Linked DNA regions of Mus musculus: region 2 is linked to region 1. Evidence: chromatin contacts called from ENCODE Hi-C or POLR2A ChIA-PET data. All regions are on one chromosome and are shown on one strand. Each heading gives the region's core, a stretch centred on a gene start or an enhancer-like site at or near the end of the contact. The rest is flanking DNA. Distances are from core to core; before and after follow the strand shown. Region 1 holds the start of Kctd11 (potassium channel tetramerisation domain containing 11). Region 2 holds the start of Eif5a (eukaryotic translation initiation factor 5A).

What was found. A loop is a pair of places that touch in the nucleus more often than their neighbours do. ChIA-PET counts read pairs that join two places held with the same protein, here RNA polymerase II (POLR2A).
Region 2: a loop to region 1 is called in a map of heart, with 5 times the contacts of the local background. The contact joins the promoter of Eif5a here to the promoter of Kctd11 in region 1. A Hi-C loop is called at or near these places in 8 of 37 maps with a recorded cell type or tissue (CH12.LX, heart and v-Abl transformed pro-B cells). POLR2A ChIA-PET finds 5 or more read pairs at or near these places in 5 of 5 experiments (Patski and embryonic stem cell).

The regions. Positions count from the first base shown.
Region 1 is chr11:69,877,685-69,884,032 of GRCm38, reverse strand. It overlaps Kctd11 (potassium channel tetramerisation domain containing 11), which reads left to right and starts at 3,048. Exons shown (of 1, transcript NM_153143.4): 1 at 3,048-5,769. The coding sequence starts at 3,823. The coding sequence ends at 4,521. Acap1 (ArfGAP with coiled-coil, ankyrin repeat and PH domains 1) reads left to right here. Exons shown (of 22, transcript NM_153788.3): 18 at 277-449; 19 at 1,339-1,448; 20 at 1,541-1,651; 21 at 2,002-2,051; 22 at 2,308-2,466. The coding sequence ends at 2,408. It overlaps Mir6924 (microRNA 6924), which reads left to right and starts at 1,939; the gene lies at 1,939-2,001. It overlaps Tmem95 (transmembrane protein 95), which reads left to right and starts at 5,978. Exons shown (of 7, transcript NM_001195710.2): 1 at 5,978-6,186. The coding sequence starts at 6,015.
Region 2 is chr11:69,918,579-69,924,926 of GRCm38, reverse strand. It overlaps Eif5a (eukaryotic translation initiation factor 5A), which reads left to right and starts at 3,541. Exons shown (of 6, transcript NM_181582.4): 1 at 3,541-3,764; 2 at 5,591-5,776. The coding sequence starts at 5,612.

The sequences.
Region 1 (6,348 bases), core at 1,799-4,298:
CTGTCAGGGAGTCAGCTCACCTCTGGCATCCAGCCAGTCTGGGGAGATGAGCAATGCTATCTCTTCCACACCCAGGGCCCTGCACACACACAACACACATACCAACACGTATACACATCCACAGCGCTCCCGTTTCTCACCACAGCTCTGAGTCACAAGGGACTCCCCACAATTTGGACGTGACTTATCCCACTGCAGCACCTGGGGACTTTGCTGAAGATTTTCTTTCTAGACCCGGCACTGATACTCCTTAACAGAATTAAATCCACTTGACAGAGTGCCCGTCTGATGACATGGGAAGCCTGCACCCTGGGGCCCTGCTGTTTCAAGCTGCTGGACATCCCCCATCTCTTCCTACCATGGCTGATGCCCTGGCCCATGGAGCTGATGTCAACTGGGTCAATGTGGGCCAGGGGAATGCCACACCTCTGATCCGGGCCACAGCTGCTGTGAGGACCATGCTGACCTCCCCAACTCTACCCTAGAGCTCTCCCTGGGGTCTCCTTCCCATAGGGCAAGATAAATAATATAGACTAAGTGTTTGAAGTGTGATTTGGAGGTGGTGAATTAGATTTTTCGTCTGCTACTTACATGAGCTTTTAAACAAGTTGTCAATATCCCTGTGACTTAGTCTCCTCAATGTAAAATAAGGAAGCAGACCGGAGAGATGGCTCAGAGGTTAGGAGCTCATGCTGCGTTTGCTCAGGATCAGTTCCCAGCATCTACAAGGCAGCACATAACTGTAACTCCAGTGCCAGGAGATCCAGCGCCCTCTACTGGCCCCCTCATTCACTGCATGTGACACACAGACATACATGTAGGTAAAACACCTATACACATAAAATAAAAATAAAACAATCTTTAATTAAAAAAAAAAAGAGGGACAGCATGACTCATCAGGGTGCAGGATATGCTTTGGGGAGGGACAGATTTTCTCTGTGTAGCCCTGGCTGTCCTGGAACTCACTCTGTAGACCAGGCTGGCCTTAAACTCAGAGATTTGCTGGCCTCTGCCTCCTGAGTGGTGGGCTTTAGATTAAGACATGTGCTACCACTGCCTGGCTTTTTTTTTAATGTGCATTGGTGTTTTGCTTGCATGTATATATATGGGAGGGGGTTCCCTGGAACTGGAGTTACAGGCATTGTGGGTGCTTAGGACTGAATCTGACTCCTTTGGACGAGTAGCTGGTGCTTTTAACCACTGAGACATCTCTCCAGTCCCGGGATAGATTTAATATATGAGCATCTAAAGGTCGAGGACCAAGCCTGACACCTCACTGAGCCCTGAAACATCCAAAAATCCACCTCTAAAAATGCCATCTTCTTGATCTCTATGCAGAACTCTCTTCTGGCCTGCGAGTTTCTCCTCCAAAATGGGGCGAATGTGAACCAAGCAGACAGTGCCGGCCGGGGTCCTCTCCACCATGCCACCATTCTTGGTCACACAGGGTAGGGAGCCATGGAAATGGCACCATGGGGAGGAAGCTTTCTGGGAGTGAAATTGGGGGATGCCTGTTGCTGAATTTAGCTCTCTTCTCTAGGCTCGCTTGCCTGTTCCTGAAACGGGGTGCTGATCTGGGGGCTCGAGACACAGAAGGCAGGGACCCTCTGACTATCGCAATGGAAACCACTAATGCTGACATCGTAACCCTGTGAGTATGCCGAAGGGGCAGACTGATGCTTGGACAGTCCTCGTTGGGGTGAGACTAACGTCAAAACCTGACTTGGAGGGTGAGGTCTGGGGTGTGTGTGTGTGTGTGTGTGTGTGTGGAGAGGGGTGTGGAGCAGGAGCATGGACCAGTTGGGTGAGATACTGAGAGTTCACCTGGGGAGCCATTATTAGGACACCAACATTGCAAAAATGTTCGTGAGTGTAAGCTTTTATCTTTAAGCACTAGTTATGGACAGACATTTTTAAGGAGTGACACAACTCAAGAATTGGACAGAGGATGGGGATTTGGCGAAGTTCCAGGTCTTTTACTCCTTAATCCCCACCCTTCAGGCTACGATTGGCAAAGATGAGGGAGGCTGAAGCGGCCCAGGGCCAGGCAGGTAAAGTAACCACGTATTTCACCCCGACCCCGACCCCAGGTCCATACCGAAATGCCTGACCCCTTAGTACCCAACTGCATTAATACCATTGTTTATTCAACAAACATGTTTTGGGCACAGCGAACGTGCCTGACCTGTGGAACAAAGGTACTGTACTTAGGATGCACCCACACTTTAAAGTGCTTACCCTGCCAGGACCACCCCTACTGTGTAGCCCGGCTGTCCAGCCTCCCAGTCTTTCCTCTGATTTCCTTAGGAGACGAGACGTATCTCGACATATTCCGAGACTTCTCCCTCATGGCGTCGGACGACCCAGAGAAACTGAGCCGTCGCAGTCACGACCTCCATACTCTGTGATTCCAGGCTCCTCCCCACCCTGCCCCATTGAAGTCTCCATTAAAGTCTCTCAGCTTGGCTTCTTTCTTAGTTCATTTACTGTGCGCCACCTGGGGGCCCGGCAGAGTGTTTGGCACACTGGCCACCCAGGTGCGGGTAGCCGTGGTTACTCAAGAGGCTAGGGTTTCTCTAAAGGAGGAAGTTGACTAGCACCCGGTGGCTTGGCGGGAGGGGCTTTCGAGCCCAGGGGACCAGGGAAGCCACCGCGTGGGAACCTGGGCTCGCTGGGATGGCCCGAAGGCATCCCGGGAATGCGATGGCTCAGCATCCGCCCCCTCGGGAGTTCCCGACCGGGATCCAACCCGGAGACGTGGATTCTCTCAGACTAGAAGGATGGACTGGAGACTCCATCCTCGACTAAGTTGTACTAGTGAGGTCATGCACATCTGCAGGGAACGCGGGGCCGTCGCGGCCACATCCGCAACGAAGCCTGTGAATCATTCCACCCCCGCTCCAGTCGGCCGGTCCAGCCTGTTCGCCCCATCTCTCGCACTGGCAAGGCCGGCTCCCACCCATAGCAGAGCCCGGCCAGCCCACGGGGGCGTAGGGCGGGGCGCTAAGGGGCGGGACTGTCGCTTAAAGGGCCACTGACCGCTGCCCTTAGGCCACTTCCTGGGGGTGGAGAGGACCTCAGTGCCTGCTGCGACAACCCAGGAAGGCGGTAACGCCCGAGCCCTGAGACACTGTTCCCAACAGAGTCCCGGGACACTCTCAGCTCTGACTGCAAGAGCATCGCCTCTCCCAAGCCATACAGAACTGCTGGCTACCGGCTCCTATCAGTTGCGCCTCCATCTTTTGGGACACACGCCCCTAACCCTGGCTGGGCCTCTGAACAGGTCCTCGGAACCCGACGTGGACTCTACAACTACAAAAGCTCAGAAACTCAAACTGATCCTTTCAGCGTCCGACCGGTGCTCACCACCGTCACCTGCTGGTTGAATTTCGGAAACCCACTGTCTGAAGAGTACAGGAGGGAATCGCTGACCACGCACAATCAGAAGCGTCTGGACCAAAAGCTCCCTGATCCTGTCTGGCTGCCGTCTGTTCCTTTCATCGGTTCTTTCATCCTCTCGGGGATTTTTGTGTCCTGAAGCCCCCAACCACCACCAAAGTAGCTTGGGTGAGCTACAAACTTTACTGTCTTGTTCTCCAACCTCTGCCTCCAACTTAGCAAGTCTGAACGTTACCACCCAATTCTTTCCAAACCCCCAAATATCTGCTTTTTCCTTCTCCTTGCCTGTCTCTTATATTACCCAAAATTTCCCCCCCTCCTGTGTCCTCTTTACCCCCTTCCTTTGGGGGTCCCGTGACCCTAAATGTGGGGGGAACACTATATTCCACTACACTGGAGACCCTGACTCGCTTCCCAGATTCCATGCTGGGGGCCATGTTTAGGGCTGACACCCTAATGCCAGCCAACCTTAACCCGCAAGGAGATGGCCATTACTTCATCGACAGGGATGGCAAGGCTTTCCGGCACATCCTCAATTTTTTGCGGCTAGGCCGTCTGGACCTGCCCCGTGGGTACGGAGAAACTGCCCTTCTTAAGGCAGAGGCTGACTTCTACCAGATCCGGCCCCTCCTGGATGCCCTGCGGGAATTGGAAGCCTCTCGGGGTACACCTGCATCCACAGCCGCCCTACTCCATGCAGATGTAGATGTCAGCCCCCGCCAGGTGCACTTCTCCGCTCGAAGGGGCCCCCACCACTATGAGCTGAGCTCTGTCCAGGTGGACACCTTCCGAGCCAACCTCTTCTGCACTGACCCTGAGTGTCTGGCTGCCATGCGCAACAGATTTGGTGTGGCCATTGGGGACAGGGCAGAAGGAGGTCCACATTTTCGGCTAGAGTGGGCCTCCCGCCCCCAGGAACTCCCTGAAGTAGAGTATCAAAGACTGGGGCTGCAGCCACTGTGGACTGGGGGGCCAGAAGATCGTCGGGAGGTAGCGAACACGCCTACATTCCTGGAGGAGGTGCTACGGGTGGCTCTGGAACATGGCTTCCGCCTGGACTCTGTCTTCCCAGACCCTGAAGACCTTCTGAACTCTAGATCCTTGCGCTTTGTGCGCCACTGAGGGTGCTGCCCTCCACTTGACTGCAGAGGAGGGGGATGAGTCAGCCAAGGGGCCTGTGGCTCTTCTAAAACCTCTTTCTAGTACTGGTGTGGTAGCTATGAAAGTCAGGGATTCCACCATACCTGGCCAGAGCCTAGAGCTGGGGTTCCCAGATCGAGCTGCCCCCTTCCACCCCACAAGACTCACGAATGGTCCAGAAGGTCTACGCGGGGGCTTATCCTGGGAAAGCATCGTGGATTCTCTAGCCTGTTTTTGCTTGAGGATGGGTCCTCTGTATTCAGAAGTGTGGCAAAGTAAGATAGCACCTCTTTGCCCAGGCTAAACCTAGCAGAGCTCTGGCGGGTTGAGCACTAGGTGGGAGGACTTTGACTTATCAAATGTAACCTGCTCCCTAGACTGTGGTTTCCTTTACTGGAGCTGACATCTTATCCTACAGTAACCATTAAGAGGCCAGGACTCTCTGGGAGGTTTCTTTACTATGTTCCAAGCCACCTATTGTGGGACACTCCATCCTAGGGTGACATAGGGAGCAAGGAGAACCTCCATCAACACGGGGGCTAGAGCTCCCTTCTGGAATTCCAGAGGATCCTGTATGGAAGTGGGGCTGGACCATGGTGTCCAGAGGCCTCTTTCATGTGTGTGCGCCTGCCAGTCAATAGATCTGATGCTGCCTGGCTCCCTGCTGTCTTGGTTCCCATCAGTGTTGCTGACTCCTGTGCTTGTGTATTGGTCCTTCTGTGATCTTGGCCTGTCCAGGCCTGTTTGGGGTTGCTTAGAAACTCTCCAGGCTCAGGTACTTCTGTGGTATGTGTAAAAGCAGATTCAGATTTAGTTTAATCATAGGGTGTGTGTGTATGTGTGTGTGTGTGTGTGTGTGTGTTTGCATGTGTGTTTATGCCTGCGCTGCCACGTAGGCAGGAGGGCCTTGTTTGAGTTTGAGTCACACTAGGCCCTTCCTATGAGAGGTAAAAGCCTCTGGGCTTAGCTGGGCCTCTGAGACCTCTGGGAGCTCTTGGTTGCTGAGACAACCATGAGCCTGTTGCTAGGAAATAGCTGGGTAAGGAAGGCCTAAGGCTGTCCTGGGCAGCCAGGAGCTAGAGTTGGGAGAGTCGGGGAGGGTGTGGGAAGGATAGCATTTCTGGGTTCCTGGGCGGATGGGATACACACATAAACATGGTCATCATTGGGTGGAGTCATTCATCTATCACTGTGACTTACAAGAAGAAAAATAAATTGCTTTCAGAACCATGACGTGTAAAGGCCACTATCCCCTTGCAACAGAAACCCTGATTTATCCGTCCTAGAGATACGTTTTAGCCTCCAGTTCTTGGGGGCCCAGGGGTGGCTCTACCGGAGCCGAGGGGTAAGACAATGGCATTGTTCTGGATCAGTCTAGAACCTCCGACATGAAGGGTCAGAATCTGGATCTCAGAGAATTCTGACTCTTCCCTGGTCTGAGGGGGTCCAACTCCTTCCATACCCCAGCAGGCTTCATGTGGGTGCTGGCTCTGGGTGGGGCTTTCTTGGCCGTGGCCAAGGCTTGTATCTTCTGTCGTCTCCAAGATCATGCCTTGGCAAACCGCCTGGCTCAGCTCAATAACCAGACGAAGCCGAAGTGGAAATGGAAGGAATGGGCTTCCCCAGATTTCTCGGCCTTTGCCTTAGGTAATATCAGATATGCAAGGTTAGCTCAGCAATAGTCACCACTGGATCCTAAGGGGGCTGGCGCCCGAGCTCCTAGCTGTGCATCTCAGCCATTGCTTCAGTCCATAGCCCTTTCTGGACACACTAGCCTCTCTCTCTCTTTGGAAGAACTCTGTGCCCTAG
Region 2 (6,348 bases), core at 2,292-4,791, 40 kb before region 1:
GACCAGGCTGGTCTCAAACGCAGAAATCCGCCTGCCTCTGTCTCCGGAGTGCTGGGATTAAAGGCGTGTGCCACCACTGACCAGCTCTTTTAGTAATTCTTTTTTGCCTGAGTTTTACTATAGAGTTAACCCTGACTAACCTAGAGCTGTTAATACAGACCAGGCTGACCTTGAATTCACAGAGATCTGTCTAACTCTAACTCCTTGTGTCCAGAGTCCGGAGTGTAGGAGTTAAAGGTGTGTGCCACCACACCAGCTTTGTTGTTTGTTTTTTAACATTTATTTTTTAGCCAGATATTAGTGGTATAACAGTCTTAGCACTTAAAGGCAGAGGCAGGCAGATCTCTGTGAGTTCAAGGCCAGCCTAGTCTACAGATTGAGTTCTAGAACAGCCAAGGCTACAGAGAGAAACCCTGTCTCAGAAAACCAAAAATGAAAACATATTTTAAAAAACTAAGTGAGCTGAAGGAGTAAAGCACGCGCCACACAGGGTGATGACCCGGCTTCGAGTCTCCAGAGCCCACAGGGAACCGGTGAGTTGAATACAAGTGCTCCTACTTGAGATGGGAGGTGTAGACAGAAGAACCCAGAATCTTGGGGGGCTAGCTAGCAGGCCATATGTATCAGTATACAACAAAGTGGCCCAGTTTCAAATGGGGTGGAAGACAGAGACTCTAAGCTGAAATTGTCTTCTGAGCTCCACACGTGGTGCATGAATGTGCACACTCACACACATACCAGTACACACACATCACACACACAAAGATTTAAAAAAAAAAAATCAGGTCTAGAGAGATGGTTCAGTACTTAAAGAGTACTTGCTGCTCTTCCAGAGGACTGAGTTTAAGTTCCTAATATCCATGTCAGATAGCTTGTGGTTATCTTTAACTTCAGCTCTGGGGCCTCTGGCCTCTGAAGGTTTGAGTTCTAGGACAGCCAAGGCTACAGAGAGAAACCTTGTCTCAGAAAACCAAAAATAAAATAAAATGAAAACATAATTTAAAAAACTATGTGCGCTGAAGGAGTAAAGCACGCGCCACGCAGGGTGATGACCTGGGTTCATTTTCACACCTATACACACCAGCACTCAGACACAAGGTTAAGGCCAGCATAGAATACACAGTACCCTTTCTTGAAAGAAAGAGAGAGGAGACCCCAGTGTGTTGGTGAATAACTTCAATCTCAGTACTTGGAGGCAGATGCAGGAGAATTCCTGTGAGTTTGAAGCCAGCCTGGTCTATATGAGTTCCAGGACAGCCAGAGCTCTATAGTGAGCTCATGTCTTATCCCTCCGACCTCAGGGGTTCTTTCTTTTCATTACCAAATCTATTTTCATTATGCTAAACAAACAAACAAACAAACAAACAAACAGGTAAGGGACGTAGGCACAGCTTGATCCTTGCTGAACACTCACTGGCCCTAGATTCAACTGCCTGGTACCATCAAATAAACGAGCAAGTACAGGCCAAAGCTGTGCTTTAGTACCTGAAGAGGTGTGTGACTGATAAGTCTAGGATTTTTTTTTTATAATCTGCCAAAAGATTCATCCCACTTTCCCCCTCCCTTATGGTCCATTCCCTAAATCCTTTGCATTAGGCAACCACTAATATATTTTTTGTGTATCGTGTTTGTGACATTTACAGTTCTACTAATTGTCTCTGAATAGCCCTAGCCCCAAGCTTTGCACCATTTGGCTTTTACAGTTGTCACATGTGTCCAGAAGTTCATATCTTTTTCAGTACTGGGACAGAATTTTAAAATAGGGTTTTACTATGTAGCACAGGCTGGCAATCTTCCTGTTTAGCCAGGAGATAGGATTACTGGCATGTATTACCACACCCAGAGAATGACCATAAACTTCCCATCCTCCTTCCTCTGCCTCTGGGTCCTTAGGTGCTGCAATTACAGGGAGGGAGGGTGGCAGGCCCTGTGCCTGGCTAGGATTGGATTATGTAGGCTACCATAGCCTTGAACTACTGATCTGCTGATCTCAGCTTTCTCAGTGCTGGCATTCCACAGAAAACGACAGAAAATTCAGGAAAAGTGACTGAAAGATATAGGGTGGATAGTTCTACTGTGCTACACAAACACGTAATAATTCCAATTAAGTGCTTGCAAGCGTTCCAGTAAGTTGGAGATTAAGATATCATTTAATATCCTTACTTAGTGGTAAAGAAATTAAAAGTACAGTAATTTGAAGTGATTTCTCAAAACTATAGGTGGCAGTGCATGCCTTACATCCCAACACGAGAGGCAGAGGCAGGTGGATCTTAAGGCCAGTCTGGTCGACTGAGTGAGTTCCAGGACAGCCAGAGCTACACAGAGAAACCCTGTCTTGAAAAACAACAACAAAACCACCACTACCACCAAAAAGGTTTAGATTCCTAGACCAGATTTTTTTGTTTTGCTTTTGAGTCAAGAATTCACACTGTACAGACCAGACTGGCCTTGAACCCACCTGGCTCTTACAGGATTAAGGGAGTGCTCCACCACGCCTGCATTATCTAAGGAGTAGGAATCCTGATCGCTCATCTTTAGATAACGTCAAAGTAATTTAATATTGCACTGTTTTGTTTTTTTCTATTCTCCTGCTCCAGTTTCTCAAACTCAGAGATTACAGGCATCATAAATTTCAAGACCAACTTTATGTGCTGGCTTTATAACAAGTCTCAGCCTCCTAGCGATCTGGCAATAAAGTCTGTGTCGCCTGGTCCAGAGCCACTCTTCTCATAGGGAGTTTGATTTTGGAAGAAACATTAGACATTTCCTTTTAGAAACCTCAAGCCGACCTGGGAAAACAATCGGAAACGCTATGTAGTTCTCTTTATTTAGGATTTAGAAAGGAAAAGCTTCTATGCGAACCTTAGGAATCAACACTAACCAGGGTTTAGACAAGATGGTGGCTTGTATCGGATAGCTCTGGATACTGAAACTATAGCGCACAAGTTGTGTAAAGTACCGAAGCCGGGATGGTTGTAATCCGACCACACTAGCGTGAGAGCAGAGTCTCCCACGGAAAGCAGTCTCTTGAGCACGTGCAGAGCTGGGACAGCGATTCGGAGAAGAGCCACACACCTAACTAGAAAGGTTCTCAGAAACGTGTTTGTGAGTTGTTCAATTCCAGTTAAAGCCGAGGTGTGGCGCCTGCTCAGACGCATGCGTTCTTGACGCCGCAAGCAGCACAGTGGCGTGGTCTTTTCAACACCCCGCGTAGGGACGACGTCTGAGGTGGAAGGGGCGTTTAGGATTCCTAACACGCATGCGTTGAGACCCAGGCGTTTCCTTCGGAGGGTGTGGAGTGCAGGGTTCTGTATTGCGCAGCCGCAAGGGTTGCCCGGTAGAGCGAGCTGTCGCTCAAGGGGAGGGAAGAAGAGGTTGAAGGGATTTAAAAAAAAAAAAAAAAAACCCGGTGCGCCTGCGCATTGCCGACTGGTTGGAAGCACTACGGACTGGAAAGGGGCGGGGTCACGTGTGTGCGTCATCCGATGGGTAGGTGGGAGAGAGGGTGGAGATCGGGGAGGGTCCATGCGCTTGCGCAGTGCGGGGGTGGAAGGTGGTGGAGCTACCTAGCACGCTTGCGCGGCTGTCATAGGGCTGCTTGGTTGGTCAGTGGGGAGTCGGCGCCTGCGTACTAAGACCCGTGTGCAGCAGCGGCGGCGGCGCTAGAGGCGGCGGCGGCGGCGGCGGCAGCACAGTAGCGGGTTCGGAGGCAGCAGTTGGGCTCGCGGCGAGCGGACCAGGTCAAGTCAGTGCGTTCGCGCGAGGTGAGAGCGGGCAGGGCGCGCCTGCGCGTAACCTCGGTTTGAGCTACGAACGAGAGACGGAACTACGCGGGGGTCGGGGAGGGGGGCAGAAGGGAGCGGCGGCTGTCGCCGCACGGGTTCGGTGAGGGAGCGGCGCGAGGTGCGGAGAGGCGGGTGCAGGGCCCGGTTGGCGCGAGGGGTGACGGTTGGGGCCGGCCGGGTGACGTTGGAGCGACGCAGGGCGGGGGACGGCGAGCCGCGAGGCCGCCACGCGGGAGAGGCCGCCAGGCGGCCACGCCGGGGCGAGGGCCCGGGGCCAGATCGGCCCAGACAGGGCAAAGGCTCCTGTGCGGTTGAGGACCGGCGCTGCGCGGCCACGTGAGGTGGGGGAGGGGGCTGTTAGGTGAGGGCATGTGGAGGGGGTTGGCGGCCGGCGGGGGGAGGGGAGGCGGCATGGTCCTGGCCTGGCGCAGCTTTGGGGCAGGGGCAGCCGTAGCACCGGAAGTGTTCCCCATTGGAGGCTGCCCTCGGGGTCCGAGGCCATGCGGCCGAACGTTGACCGGGGCCGCATGGCTGCACGGGGACCCCTCCCCCCTGGCCCGGGCCACCGGAAGCCCCGGGCGACCACATGGTGGGCGCGAGCCGGCAACCCTCAGCGCAAGGAGCTCTGGTCTTTTTTGGGTTTCTCCGGAGCCTTGGATTTTGGCGTGCGGGAGAGACCCTACCCTTGGGTCTCACTCATCCCGCAGGGCCCGTTGCAGGCATATGTTAGTGTTCCCCAGCCTCATGGGCCTCTGGAGCTCATCCCTCAGTCTTCATATGAAGTGAGACGTCCAGCCAGATGTAAGTGGTACTGCTTTGCTGGGGAAACCGGGAAAAGTGGGGAAACTGAGGGCGATTGGACTGATGCCCAACTCTTTCTCGGCCCATGCCGACAGCGCCTGAAAGTAGTGAGCTTCTAGTTCCCCTGCGGTGATCTTCGATCTTCACCATGCCAGTGCCTTCCCTGTCGTGTTTTGTTTGGGAGTTACTGTGTTTTAAAGTCCTTTACTCTGCCAGCCTAGTACGATTTCTATTACTACTACGAATCTTTTGCTTTCATTTTATTGTCATTCACCACCCCTCACTTTCTACTGACTGTACAGGCTGGGCCTGAAAAGCCGACAGGACTGGTGCATCCTGGGAAAAGTGGGAGGGCCATCGACAAAAGGCTGAGTTCCCTTCGGGAACTGAGATCGAAATGTTTGGCAGTGGGATCCTTTAGGAAACTACTTTCTCTCCCTTGACTGCATCTGCAAGTGCACGTTGGAGGCGGGAATCCCCCAAAGAGGCCTTGTGGTTTCCTGTACCAATGACTGGCTTGTGTGTGGACAGGGTGGGGGGGTGGTGTAACAACTGGGTGGGGCCTTGTCCTCCGTCTCCACCCCTCCATTAGCCCCGCCCTTCAGCTGGCTCATTGCTGCTCACCTAATTATAGTCCTGGCAGAGTGTGGGGAAGAGGGGGTGGTTGGTTTCAGTGGCGAGTAACACCTGAGTCCTACTCGCTCCCGGGAAGTAGCCCTTTCCTCATCTCTGGGATTTGGCATCCCAACTCCCAGGAGGCTTCCTTTCCCTAGCCACAACTTTAGATGTCATTGTGGGGGCCCAGGGGATCCCCAGCTGTTTTACCCCCAATACTCAAGCTCTTCAATATGTTTGACTCCAGTTTCAAAGCAGGAAATGCAACTTTATTTAGGTGGGTAATGAATGAAGGGGAAGTGGATCAGTGTTTTAGGGAGGAATGGGATAGATCAGCGATCTCATTTAACCTCCATCGTTACTGACCCTAGTTCTCTTCTTGGCTTTAGTTGGAATCGAAGCCTCTTAAAATGGCAGATGATTTGGACTTCGAGACAGGAGATGCAGGGGCCTCAGCCACCTTCCCAATGCAGTGCTCAGCATTACGTAAGAATGGTTTTGTGGTGCTCAAAGGCCGGCCATGTAAGATCGTCGAGATGTCTACTTCGAAGACTGGCAAGCATGGCCATGCCAAGGTTAGAATCACCTCTCAACATCTTGCCTTCCCTGCAGCTCCCACACCCCTAGGACTCTGGGCAGTGAACTGTTGGCTCTAGTCTTGACCCCTTTTGCTGTTTTCCTTTTGTTCAGCACCCAGTTTTTTGCTCCAATTTAAAACTAAACTGTTCCCAGTTTCTTCTGTAGGGTACCTGTCATGCTATGTTTTTTTCCTCCCTCTTTGTGCTAGTTTTCTTTTGGTTTGTATATTCAGTTTCTTATTCTTGACCTTGGGCTCCTTGTCCAGGATTTCTCCAGTCAAGGACCCCTCCTCCCAAGGCAGCATTCTTGGGGTGCTCCAGTCTGCATTCTCTAATCACTGCTGCTGCTCCTTCAAATTCTGGCTTCCCCTTTGGGGTTGTGATAAATCTCAATGTCCTCTACCTTCTGCTGACTGTCCACTGTTCTTTGGTTTACTTAAGACGGCATTCTTTCTCTTAGCTTAGACTTTCTGACTAGTTGAAATTTTTGTGTTATATTTCCTATCCTTTGTTGACATTAAATATAAGGCGTGCTCCTCTTCTGTTTTCCTTGCATACTGACTGCACAG